Linked DNA regions of Homo sapiens: region 1 is linked to region 2. A link is a loop called in an ENCODE intact Hi-C map of the cell type or tissue named here. Cell type or tissue: ascending aorta. All regions are shown on one strand. Links, peaks and the distances in the headings refer to the core of each region. The heading gives the core; the rest is flanking DNA.

What was found. A loop is a pair of places that touch in the nucleus more often than their neighbours do. Peaks named below come from ENCODE experiments on the same cell type or tissue, not always from the same donor. Only the 100,000 strongest peaks of a DNase experiment are listed, where the experiment ranks them.
Region 1: a loop joins it to region 2, with 13 times the contacts of the local background. A loop is called at or near these places in 2 of 110 quality-filtered maps.

The regions. Positions count from the first base shown.
Region 1 is chr7:46,749,262-46,754,638 of GRCh38, forward strand. No RefSeq gene overlaps it. Among named protein-coding and RNA genes, the nearest start is that of SNORD151, 710 kb to the right of the region's middle. In ascending aorta, for the core only: no CTCF peak of the experiment used is centred there; DNase peaks (open chromatin) are centred at 2,930, 3,282 and 3,876; H3K27ac peaks cover 3,700 bases.
Region 2 is chr7:45,975,635-45,981,011 of GRCh38, forward strand. It overlaps LOC102723446 (a long non-coding RNA gene), which reads left to right. Exons shown (of 4, transcript NR_187744.1): 2 at 2,716-2,834; 3 at 4,275-4,393. Among named protein-coding and RNA genes, the nearest start is that of IGFBP3, 57 kb to the left of the region's middle. RefSeq lists an enhancer at 1,993-3,192. In ascending aorta, for the core only: no CTCF peak of the experiment used is centred there; a DNase peak (open chromatin) is centred at 2,807; H3K27ac peaks cover 3,476 bases.

The sequences.
Region 1 (5,377 bases), core at 135-5,134, 770 kb after region 2:
TATATCTTTGAAGGCAGTGACTATTGTATTTTACCTCCTTGAGTGAGAATACATCTGTCTCAAAGAAAAGAATCAAGTCTCATTAGGGAGATAGTGCTGGCCAAACCAATCAGAACCATCCTTTGGGAAAAGATGTTTTAGAACTGACTCTTCTTTGACCATCCCAATTTGAAATCTGTGTCTTTAGGGGCTTTTAACCACATTAAGTCATGACTGAGTGGTTAACTGTAGTGTCTTTGAGGCATAGGGATGGCAGGGATGAGGCAGGAGCCCTCCATCAGGAGTTTACATCTAGGGAAGACTTCTTTTCTTAATTGAACTACAAGAAGAACTCATATTTCTCATGCCTATTTTTCAACCCAAACATAAACAAATGGGAGAATATGGTGGGAGCAGGGTGTATCCCACACTCCACAGAGAAGGGTGAGGATCCAGTTGAGAAGGACATCCCTGCAGAAGGAACAGGAGACACCAACAAAAATGTGACGAGACTGTAAAGTCTCAATAAATATCCTGACTTTGCCCTCTCCCTCTGAGATGTAACAAGACTCTGTTGAAGTGGGAGTGTTAGGCCATTCTTGCTATAAATAAATACCTGAGACTGGGTAATTTATAAATAACAGGTTCAGTTGGCTCATAGTTCTGCAGGTTGTGTAGGAAGCATGGCACCGACATCTGGTCAGCTTCTGGGGAGGCCTCCAGGAGCTTATACTGATGGTGGAAGGCAAAGTAAGAGCAGGCATCGCTCACAGGGGAGGCACCACACTTTACAGCAATCAGATCTCATGGTAACTCACTCACTATCTGAGGACAGCACCAGACCATGAGGGATCACCCCCATGAGCCAAATACCTCCTACCGGGCCCCACCTCCAATACTGAGGATTATAATTCAACATGAGACTTGGGTGGGGACAAATACCAAACTGTATCAGTGGGTTTTCCTTCCTATGGTAAAAAAAAATCAGCTTCTTCTTATCCCCAGCTGTGGTGGTAATATTCTGGAAAGCCAGCCTTTAATAAGCGTGCAAAGGCTGTGTTTTTCCCTTGGTGGGTAGAGGCAAGGAAAGGAAAAAGACATGGGGCTAGCACACTGCCTGCCTGCTGTGGATCTGGAGCTAGCCTGGGCCCAGGGACCATGAGGGGAATGAGGACTATTTCTACCATAGAGGAGCATAAGGCCTTCTTAGGGAGAAAGATATGTAAACAACACTTAATGCAATGGAAGTCACATGAGAAAGGGGACTGTAGCTTGTGGAGGAGGCGAAGGAAGATTAGACAGACTGCAATTGGCCTCATTTTAGCAGATGAGGAGATAAAATAGGAGGGAAATAACAGTCTTTAGAGTGAAAGCAGAACTCTACAGAGCTGACACTAAGGCCTGCACCCTTCCCTGTGTCACATGGCATGAGACAAAACATTCATGCACGATGCAGTGGGGCATGGTCTGTGTTACTGTCGCCTGGCTCATGCTTTAAGACACAGACTCCTACTCCTGAGGAGGAATGTGTCCAAGGGAGTGCAGGGGCCCTGTGGAACAAGAGGAGGCTCGCTGGTCTCCCTTTGGCCTTGACTGATGTTGCTGAGAAGAGAGCCCCTTCACTCAGGCGTCTTCAGGGCTCCCGCAGCTGGGGCCTCGCTCTGTGTACTGTTCTGGAGATTGCTGAGGCTAAATATTACTGCAGCTGGGAACACTCAGGAAGCTTGTTCCCTTACAAATGGCAATCTTTACTCAGGTACCTGAGGAGCAAAATGGCAATCCGTGTAGCATAATGCAGAGAGAGTCCACAGGATTCTCCTGCTCTCTGGAATACCACCCCAGAACACGTCCTCCCTTGTGCTTTCTCCCATGCCCATCAGACTTGGCTGTGGGCACAAGGGAAGGAGGAGTCAGGATGGGAACCAGAGCTGTCATGGGAAGACAGCACAGGCCACGCAGCACCAGGTAAACTGGATAAATTGGAAGACGGTAGTGAATCTGCAGCCACACGATGAAGAGTTTTAAAGGGGATGAAAAGGAGACACAGGTGGAGCATATTTCCACTGAGCACAGAAAAAGAGAACAGTAATTTCCTTTACATGTCTATTTGGAAATCATTGAGTATTTATAATATATGAGAAAGAGGTTGGAATACACTCAAGAGTACATTAAAAAATATAAAACCTGATTCTTTTTTGCAAAGGATTTACAACCCCAATAATTAACCATGATGCATTGCATGTAAAATGCCAAAAAAGTGATACAAAATATTCTACAAAGGAGGAAGACGTGTTGAAATTTGTTAAGCATCTGTTAGAGCTGTCACTTAGTATGAGCAAGTTAATTTAATCTTTACGCAACCTTAGATTATAGGTGTAATGAATATTATTTTGCAGATTAGGTAATCATGTCCCAGAAATGTCAAGTAAGTTACCAATGTCACTCAGCTAGCCCGTGGAAGAGGTAGGCTTCCCACTCTCCCTAGAGCAATTGCTCTTTCTCTTGGAAAGAAAAGTCTCCTGCATCTAAGTCAAAGCACGGGAGTTAATCATGCAGCTGATTTTAGAATCACAGGCTCCCTAAGTCAGTGTGGGTCATCTGCTTAAGACCCTGGTCATCTAACAGAGAGACATCCACGCAGGAGTGAAGGCCATGGCCTACAGTAGATTTTGTAATGAGAAGTCACTCAAGCCTGAATGATGACAGAAATCACAGAGAGGAAATGGAATACACTGTTGAGATGCTAAGTCCCAAAGAGGTCAGTCATGCCTGGTGAAGTAAGTTTTGAGAGTGAATTGGTATGTGGGAAACATGTGGTGAAGACAAGGGGTTGAAAGCTGAGGCTTGAGTAAGGCCAAATGGATTCAGTGCTGAAGGCCCACATTTTGATTATGTTGGCTGTACAGCACCATGACTCAGTTATCTGTTTTTTTTTTTTTTAGATGGAGTCTCACTCTGTCGCCAGGCTGGAGGGCAGTGGCACGAGCTCAGCTCACTGCAACCTCCGCCTCCGGGTTCAAGCGATTCTCCTGTCTCAGCATCCTGAGTAGCTGGGACTACAGGCATGTGCCACCACGCCCAGCTAATTTTTGTGTTTTTAGTAGAGATGGGGGTTTCATCATGTTGGTCAGGATGGTCTCGATCTCTTGACCTCGTGATCCGCCTGCCTCGGCCTCCCCAAAGTGCTGGGATTACAGGTGTGAGCCACTGTGCCCAGCTGACTCAGTTATCTTTTTAAAGCACCTCTGCATGCTGGATCAACCTGTGAGATGCATCTGCAGAACATCTTGAACGTGCCTGACTCAGAGTCTCTTGGAAGATGTCCAATGCTGAAACCTTGCTTGATCCAAGGCAGCATGGTTCATATTCTTATATAGTATAATTATAATGATTATATTTTAAATTAAATTCATTTGGGATAAAAAAGGTAAACTAAAAGATATGTGTTGGGAGGTAATAAATCTCCAAATACATTGTTGTCCCTAGATTCAGTATTGAATAACTTTGATTTTATATGCTTTTAAAATGTACTGAAACCTCTTAATAATTGCTGGTTTTTCCAACGAGAGGCTTGATGTCAAAAATAAGCCGGGAATACCTAGTGTTCCAGCTCCATATTCTACCCTGCACATAAAAATAGGCTTTTGAAGTCCAGCAGAGCCAGGTAAAGGGAAAAGATGTTGCAAATAGACTCTCAAGTCATCTACTCTGACTCCACCAAAACCCACAAGTGAAGCAATGATTTATGATCTGACTCACAATTGAAGAGTCTGCACAGAAAGAAAAAAAAAACAAAAACAAATTAATAACCATAAAGAGGAAGTGCATATTTCCTACACTTCATTATTTTTTCTTTTTATCTACCATCCCATCAAGCCTGGCAGTGATCGAGCAGGGTGAAATCATTGTTTCTTTTTTATAAATCAACATGGGTAATGTTTGAGTGCAGAAAGATCTGGTATTTCACTATTTATGGGTGCATAGCTCTGTCTGTACTCACAGTTCCAACAGCACGTTCACTTACTTTTAACTTCTGACTCAAAGTAACCCTGCAGAATCTGTATTCTTATCCCACTTTGCAAATTAGGAAAATGAGCCTCACATTGGTTTACACACACGTGACAATGAAACAATTATTGCTTGGGTGAGAAGGGCAGTGAATGCTATAATACGATAGTTTCCAAAAATTTCCAAGTTGGAAGCTTCTGGGATAGGCAAACGAGACAAAGTAAATACATTTTCTTGTAGTTAGGATATAAGGTTCTGAAATCAGACAGTCTGGATTCAAAACCCAGTGCTGCTGCCTTACCCATTTTCTCTAAGTTCCAGTTTCTTCACCTGAAAAATAGGAATTGCGTAGTACCTTTAAAAATGTAGATATAATAATATGGCAAAATAATGGAAAGAATTATGTGAGGATAAAGCACAGGTGATAAAAAATTATTAAAGGAAATTTTACCTAGTATTTGATATTCTTTACACAGTTTAGTGATACAGAAATTATTTATTATTTCTCTTGTCAAGAGTGGGATTATAGATCAACAACTGGGAACACTAACTGTCCAGCAGAAGATGAAAAGTCAGAGTCCCTTGGGAGCCCTGACGCTACCAGAACTAACAGAGACAGGAGTGCTGATCAGATGTCAGAGACAGGAGTGCTGATCAGATGTCAGAATCTGGCCAGTGTAGTGAAACCATAAAAGATGCAGACATTTCCAAACACAAGCTGACACTGGGACCGAGAACCACCTCTTTCCTACAGCACCCAACCACTCTCCCAAGTCTGGGCATCAGACATTGCCATGGCTGGCTTCCCACCCAATCTTTAAGGTGCATTTCCATCTCTTCAGTTCAAATTAGCAGGAAATTCAAGAAGATGCTTGCAAGTCAAGGCAATGGATCCTTGGGGCAATGGGGACAGAGGAAGGGACTTGCATACGAGAGGCTAAACTGGGCTAAAAAGAAGAGTTCAAGAAGTGGATAGAGAGAATTTGGAAGTGGAGAAAAGAAGAGGTGACATGAGCAAAGGTACACAAGGCAGACTTTGACACCATGGTGCTGGCCTCACCGGGCCTCTATGGTGGTGTCCCCTCATAGGACTCAGGCAGGAAACATGACAGTGTAGGGAGAAAGACACAACAAACCCTTTTGTCTCCCCTCCTGCCTCTTGGGTTTCTCAGTGAAGATTCTGTTGGCAAGATAAAAAGGAATTACAACAATCAATCTTCTTTTGGTGTTTGTTTTTCTTCTCTCTCCTTTTGGGAGCATTGCTTTGTGTCTGGCTGTGAGTTCAGTCCACAGACACAGTAGGATTTTGAGTCATTCCCCTCAGGCTTTCATTCTGGCACTGGTAAATGCTACTCATGAGACAGTGGACCTTGCTTTTATCACCTTTAAA
Region 2 (5,377 bases), core at 65-5,064:
CCCGTGAGAACTGACCCAGTCTTGTGAGAATGGCATTAACCCATTCATGAGGGTGAGTTCTCAAGACCCAAACACCTTCTGTTAGGTTCCACCTCCTATCACATGAACTTTTGGGGGACACACTCAAAATGTAGCAGTGTCCTTGTCCTCAGGCACCCCTCAGGTGGGGTGAAGGCTGGGCACAACAAAATTGATGTGAAGACTCATCCCAAATGAATGGGGCACCCTCTTCCCTACAGGAGTGTCCACATAGCAGCTCCAAGCACTCAGCTTCCAGGGCCAGCAAGCTGCACGGGCGGCACCACTGGGCTCCCGAGAGGGCTGGGGGCTGCCAATGACATTTGCACTTCCCTTCAAAGCACCGAGGCACCAAGACTTTGAGGATGATGCCCAGAGGGAGGGTTTGGATGAGGTCCAGGAAGAAAGAAAGCTGAAGCCTCTTTGGGCAGGTGAGGGAGATGGCAGGAGCTTGTGGTTTTAGAGGCTGTGTGAAGTGAGATTGGACACTCAGCTGGGTCAGCCCAGAGGCTGGGTCCTGAGGTTGGTCTCAGGGCAGCTCCGGGAGACTCCACGTGTCCCTTCTGCAGGATGCTTCCCTCTCCTCGAGGCCCATCAGTGTGGAGTGGAGCATCCACCAGGGCCCCCAAGAACTTGGCACTGAGGGCACTGGGAATGTTCAGCAGGGCAGTGCCCAGCCTCAGCATGACAGGCTCGATGGCCCCAGGAGGATGTTCCAGCACCTCCCCTGCCATCCTCACCAGGGCTGGGAGGTGGAGATAGGCACTGGTGCTGCCCATGCAGTGCCCTGGGTTCTACATCTGGATTTCCCAGCAGGATGGGGTTTCAGGAGTCCCCTTAGAGAACCAGCTAATTTAACCTTATTAATCAGATGGGAATCAAAGGTCCTGGGTGGGGAAGTGAAGAGCTGCATGCTACAGACACATGGAGGTGATAGGGGCTCCTCCATCCACCCGGGAAAGGGCTCTGGGTGGGAGCCCTTGCTCTGCCAACCTTGGGAGGGCTTCATCCATCTCCTGGACACTCCCAGGGCCTGAGGAATCCTTGACGTCCCCTCTAGGTGCAACCCATGTCCCTGTGTGCATCCCAGGGGTCATCCTCAAATACTACCGTGGTCTTGGTGTCCAGAATCTTCTTAGCAGGTGGGGCTCTCCTTTCTTCACCAGCCTGTTGGGATCAGCTCAGCCAGTCTGGTTAAAGGACAAGTGGCTCTGAGCTTTATTGTAGAACTTACTTTGTTTTCCTCATAACTTTCTCTTTCCATGTCTGCAGCTGCCATTGTGTGGGGCTCCTTGAGGATGGGGACCCCCTGTTCTCTCAGCTCCACTCCCCAGCATGAGTCATGGTCTCTCTAAAGACCCCCTGGCCTTAAAGCAAACATCACCAGGTGCACTCAGCAAGGCTGGTGTCATCTCTGGATTCTCTTCATAACGCTATGGGAACACAGGAAGATAAAGCTCAAAGTGGAGGGAAATTTTTGGTGGCTTTGGGTGTTGGAAGTGGTGCAGCTCCCCAGGACCCCAGCCCCTCAGCAAAGCCGCCCTCAGATACTGTGTATGGGCTGTAGCAAGTCTGTTGATTTCTCATGGGGTAACGCCCTCCTTGGATGTTACTCTTTGCAGTTTACATAATACTAGACACATATTATTTTCTTTTATCTTCATACAACCCTACATTTTCAGCATTCTGGGAATTAACCACAGGCCCCACTATCTGGTGCCCAGAAAGACATGGGACACCCTTGGAGAGGAGCACTTGGCCTCTTTGCTGTCCTCGGACTTAGTGCAGGGTGGTGGGTGCCGGGTGCGGTGGATGGGGCTGGGCAGCAATGATGGTGCCCTTTACTCTTCTCCATTTACCTCCAAGGTTCTTCATGGTCTATGACTCCAAGGTCTGAAATGATCTCATTTACCCCACATGATAGATGTGGCCCTTCCAGATGAGGAGTTCAACAAGACTACATGGTAGAGCAGCCAGAGAACCCACTGGAAATAAGGCTCAAAATAAGGAGTAACCACAAAATAAGGTGATTTATAAAGGTGCATTAACTTATTTCACTAGAGAGGCAGCATTTTATTGAGTAAAGAGCACTGGGTTTTTAATCTCAGAGTCAACTATACGGTTCTGCTGTCTGTCTAAAGATCTTGGTCAAGAGTGTCTCCTTTCTTCCCTTGTAAAGGGATGAATGGGAATCCCCACCTTAGAATCTCTATGACATTATGAAGCTGGAAGTAAATAAGGGACATAGACAACCTTTCAGAATCAGCAAGGGTTGTCCCAATAGGGTGTTGGCTACAAGAATTATTTCATGAAAGAATATCTCAGGGATCACAGTTGAGCTGAATCTGGATCATTCTTTTGACCTGTACTGAGGAAAAGACAGGGATTTGAGTGCATTTAGGGTGAGCTGGCATTTTTCACTTCTCACCTCTCCATGCAATGATGCTGTCTGCTGGCCCCAAAGGCACTGTATTTGCCATCTCTCACCAGAGCCTTGTCAGAGCCTGCTGCAGCCAGGGGCTGGGCATGCCTAAGAGCCGGGAGCCACTGTTCCCAAGTGGGCATTACAGGGTTAACTTGTGTCTGTGGCCAAGGCACAGAATCAAAGTAGGATGAGTCACCTCTTGTGCATTTCTTACTTCAGCCCTCCTGCCACTTTAGAAGTTTCTGATGTTTAATTTCCTCGTTTCATTCCAGAGACAGAGAATGCTGATTCACTATGCAGTGAAACATGCCTAACGTGTCAACAGCTAAATGCCCGGTGACAGTGTGGTTGTCTGGGCAACAGAAGAAGTCACCCACGCAAACACTTAAAGGTGAGCTGTGAGAGTTAAGCAAGCGGGAGCTTTTCACTGAGTGAACTCACGTCCACACAGGGTGCGTGTTCAGACTCACGGGGCAGCTCCAATTATGGGGAAGGTCGGAGAAATTCCAGGCTCCGAGGAGTCCAAGACAGCATTCCAGCTCATTCCTAATTTTATATTCAGGTTCCTTAAAACAAAAACTTCACTATGAGACATTCAAACCCTTTGCATGTTACAGTCTGCAAAGTTTGAAAAGCATTTCCTTCCTTAGTGTCTCTGAGTTGCCCTAAATACTTTCTTTCAACCAGCAGGATAGGGGACAGTAGGTTTTTGTGACTACTTAAGTCTTGGCAGCAAGAATGGGGCCCCAGAAGGCGCTAGTGTTTCTGGAACAACCGATATCAGGGCAGATGTCTTGTGCTTGGCCCCTTGGTGGGCCACTTGCCTGGAGTTATGGGACAGGGATGAGCATGTTCCTGCCCCTGAGGAGTTCATGGTCAGTAGGGGAGGCTGCATAGACAAAACTCAACCCCTGGACTATGGCTGTGGCCCTGGATGGCCCAGAGGCCCAAGAAAATATTGGGCAAGAGTACCTCTTTTCTTCCTCTGTAAAGGGAGTAATAGGAATTCACACACTACAGTCATTGTGACAGGATGCATGGGTGGGGGTGTGCAGGGGACTTGAAGAGGCCACTGCATCCCAACTTTCTCTTCTGCTGATTATTTCCTTTAAATAACTTCTTGTGGATATTGCTTATGAGCAGATGCCTTGCTAGGTGGGAAGGGGGATGGAAGTGAAAACACATAAATCATCATCTCTGTTTGTGGAACTCGAGGTCAGGTGTGGAGAGGGCTGAGCAGGTGAAACTGAGTCTCCAGGTTGGGGCATGAGCCAGGGGCTGAAAGGGGCTCTCCCTGTACTGGCAGGGAGGATTCTCTTCTTCCCTGCTCTGTGGTTGCATGTGGCCTGCCAACCGTTTCTCTGTCACACCATGATGCAGTCATGGGTTGTCCACCCATTGATCTCAGGCATCTGTGGTCCTCCTCAAGGGAGAACACATGTTGGGTCATCTTCGTCTCTGATCTTTGTCCCTGCTGTCCCTGATCATGCTGGAGGTCAGGAAGGAGCTAGGCTCACAGGTGTGCCCAGGTGTTTGGCAGGGCAAAGGCCTGGGCTGAGACTCTACAATCTTGGGCTTGAGTTTTCCCATCTGTAGGACAGGAGCAGGGCCAGCATCCTAGGTTTGTGGTGAGGACTGGTTGAGGGCCACACCAGGCTCCTGGATGTGGCCGGCTGACCAGGGCTGGGTGTCTCACTGGCTCGCAACAGGGAAGAACAGAAATTGAGAGTAAATCAATGTGAACTTTACAGCAATTAGGCAGAGTAATTTCATATCTGTTGAATCTAACAAAAAATGGGATTTGTGTTTTGTCTTCATTTCATTTTTCTAGGACCATACTTATTTTACAAGAGGAACAGTTTTCAATGGAATGGATATTAAAACACACACCTGGATCCCTTTACCACAGGTGCTTTGAGAGGCACCATCAAGGACAGTGAGCTAACGCAGGTAACTCAGGTAACAGGGCGGTGAGCTAATGCAGGTAACACAGGTGACAGAGTCATGGGCTAATACAGGTAACACAGGGTAGTGAGTTAACTCAAGTAATATAGCTAAGCCAGGTAACCCAGCTTACACAGCCAACACCTGGCAGTGGGCTAACACAGTTAACTCAGGTGCTCACCTCGGGCACATCCCCAAGGCCCCTCGTGAGGTGGTCTGATGGCTGTCTACATGTGCCCCTGGACATCTGTATCCTGATGCAGGGGAGCCTGGCAGGAGAGGGGACCCTCAGACTCTCCCTCAGCCACACAGGGCAGACATCCTCCACGTGGCTTCAGCTGCAGCTGTCAATTGAGTGGTGGGCAAGGCCATGCTCTGGATAGTCTACCTGGTCCTCGGTGAGGCCCAGCCCCACTGACAAGCATTTGGGGTCTGTTTAATTGCTCAGCCTGTCTGCTGCTATTTGTCACATGCTAGTATTGGTGTGGCAGCTTCTTCTCTGAGTTCTAGAGCAGGAAAGTCCTGGAGACGAGGCCACTGCCAATGGGGGACCCTGCAGCCTGGAAGGGAAGGTGCCTGTGTGGTCCAGCCCTAGTGGCAGAAACTTGGGTCTGCTCTGTGTGTTGCGTCTACAAGTGTGTCTGCTTGGCTCCTCACTGACAACAGGAGTCTAAGAGATTCCTAACAACTGACTAAACAACACAGAGTCTGAGCAAACGTTACAGAAATGGGGGAAATTGCAATGAAATTCTGGAAAAGGAAACAGGCACAACTGAGACAACATGGAACCTTGCTTCTGAAGGAAGGGGTGGGGTGCTGTCTGGAAAGTTCTAGAAGACAAAGCACTAGCAAAAGGCAAGAACATATTGTGAATGACTCAGGAGAGGGATTCTGCAATTTTTTTTATCCACTAGGACAATCCTGTACTGAAGAGAGTGGGGCTCTGGGCAAACCCTTCTCTCCCCGGAGTCTCATTATTTTCAGTCTATA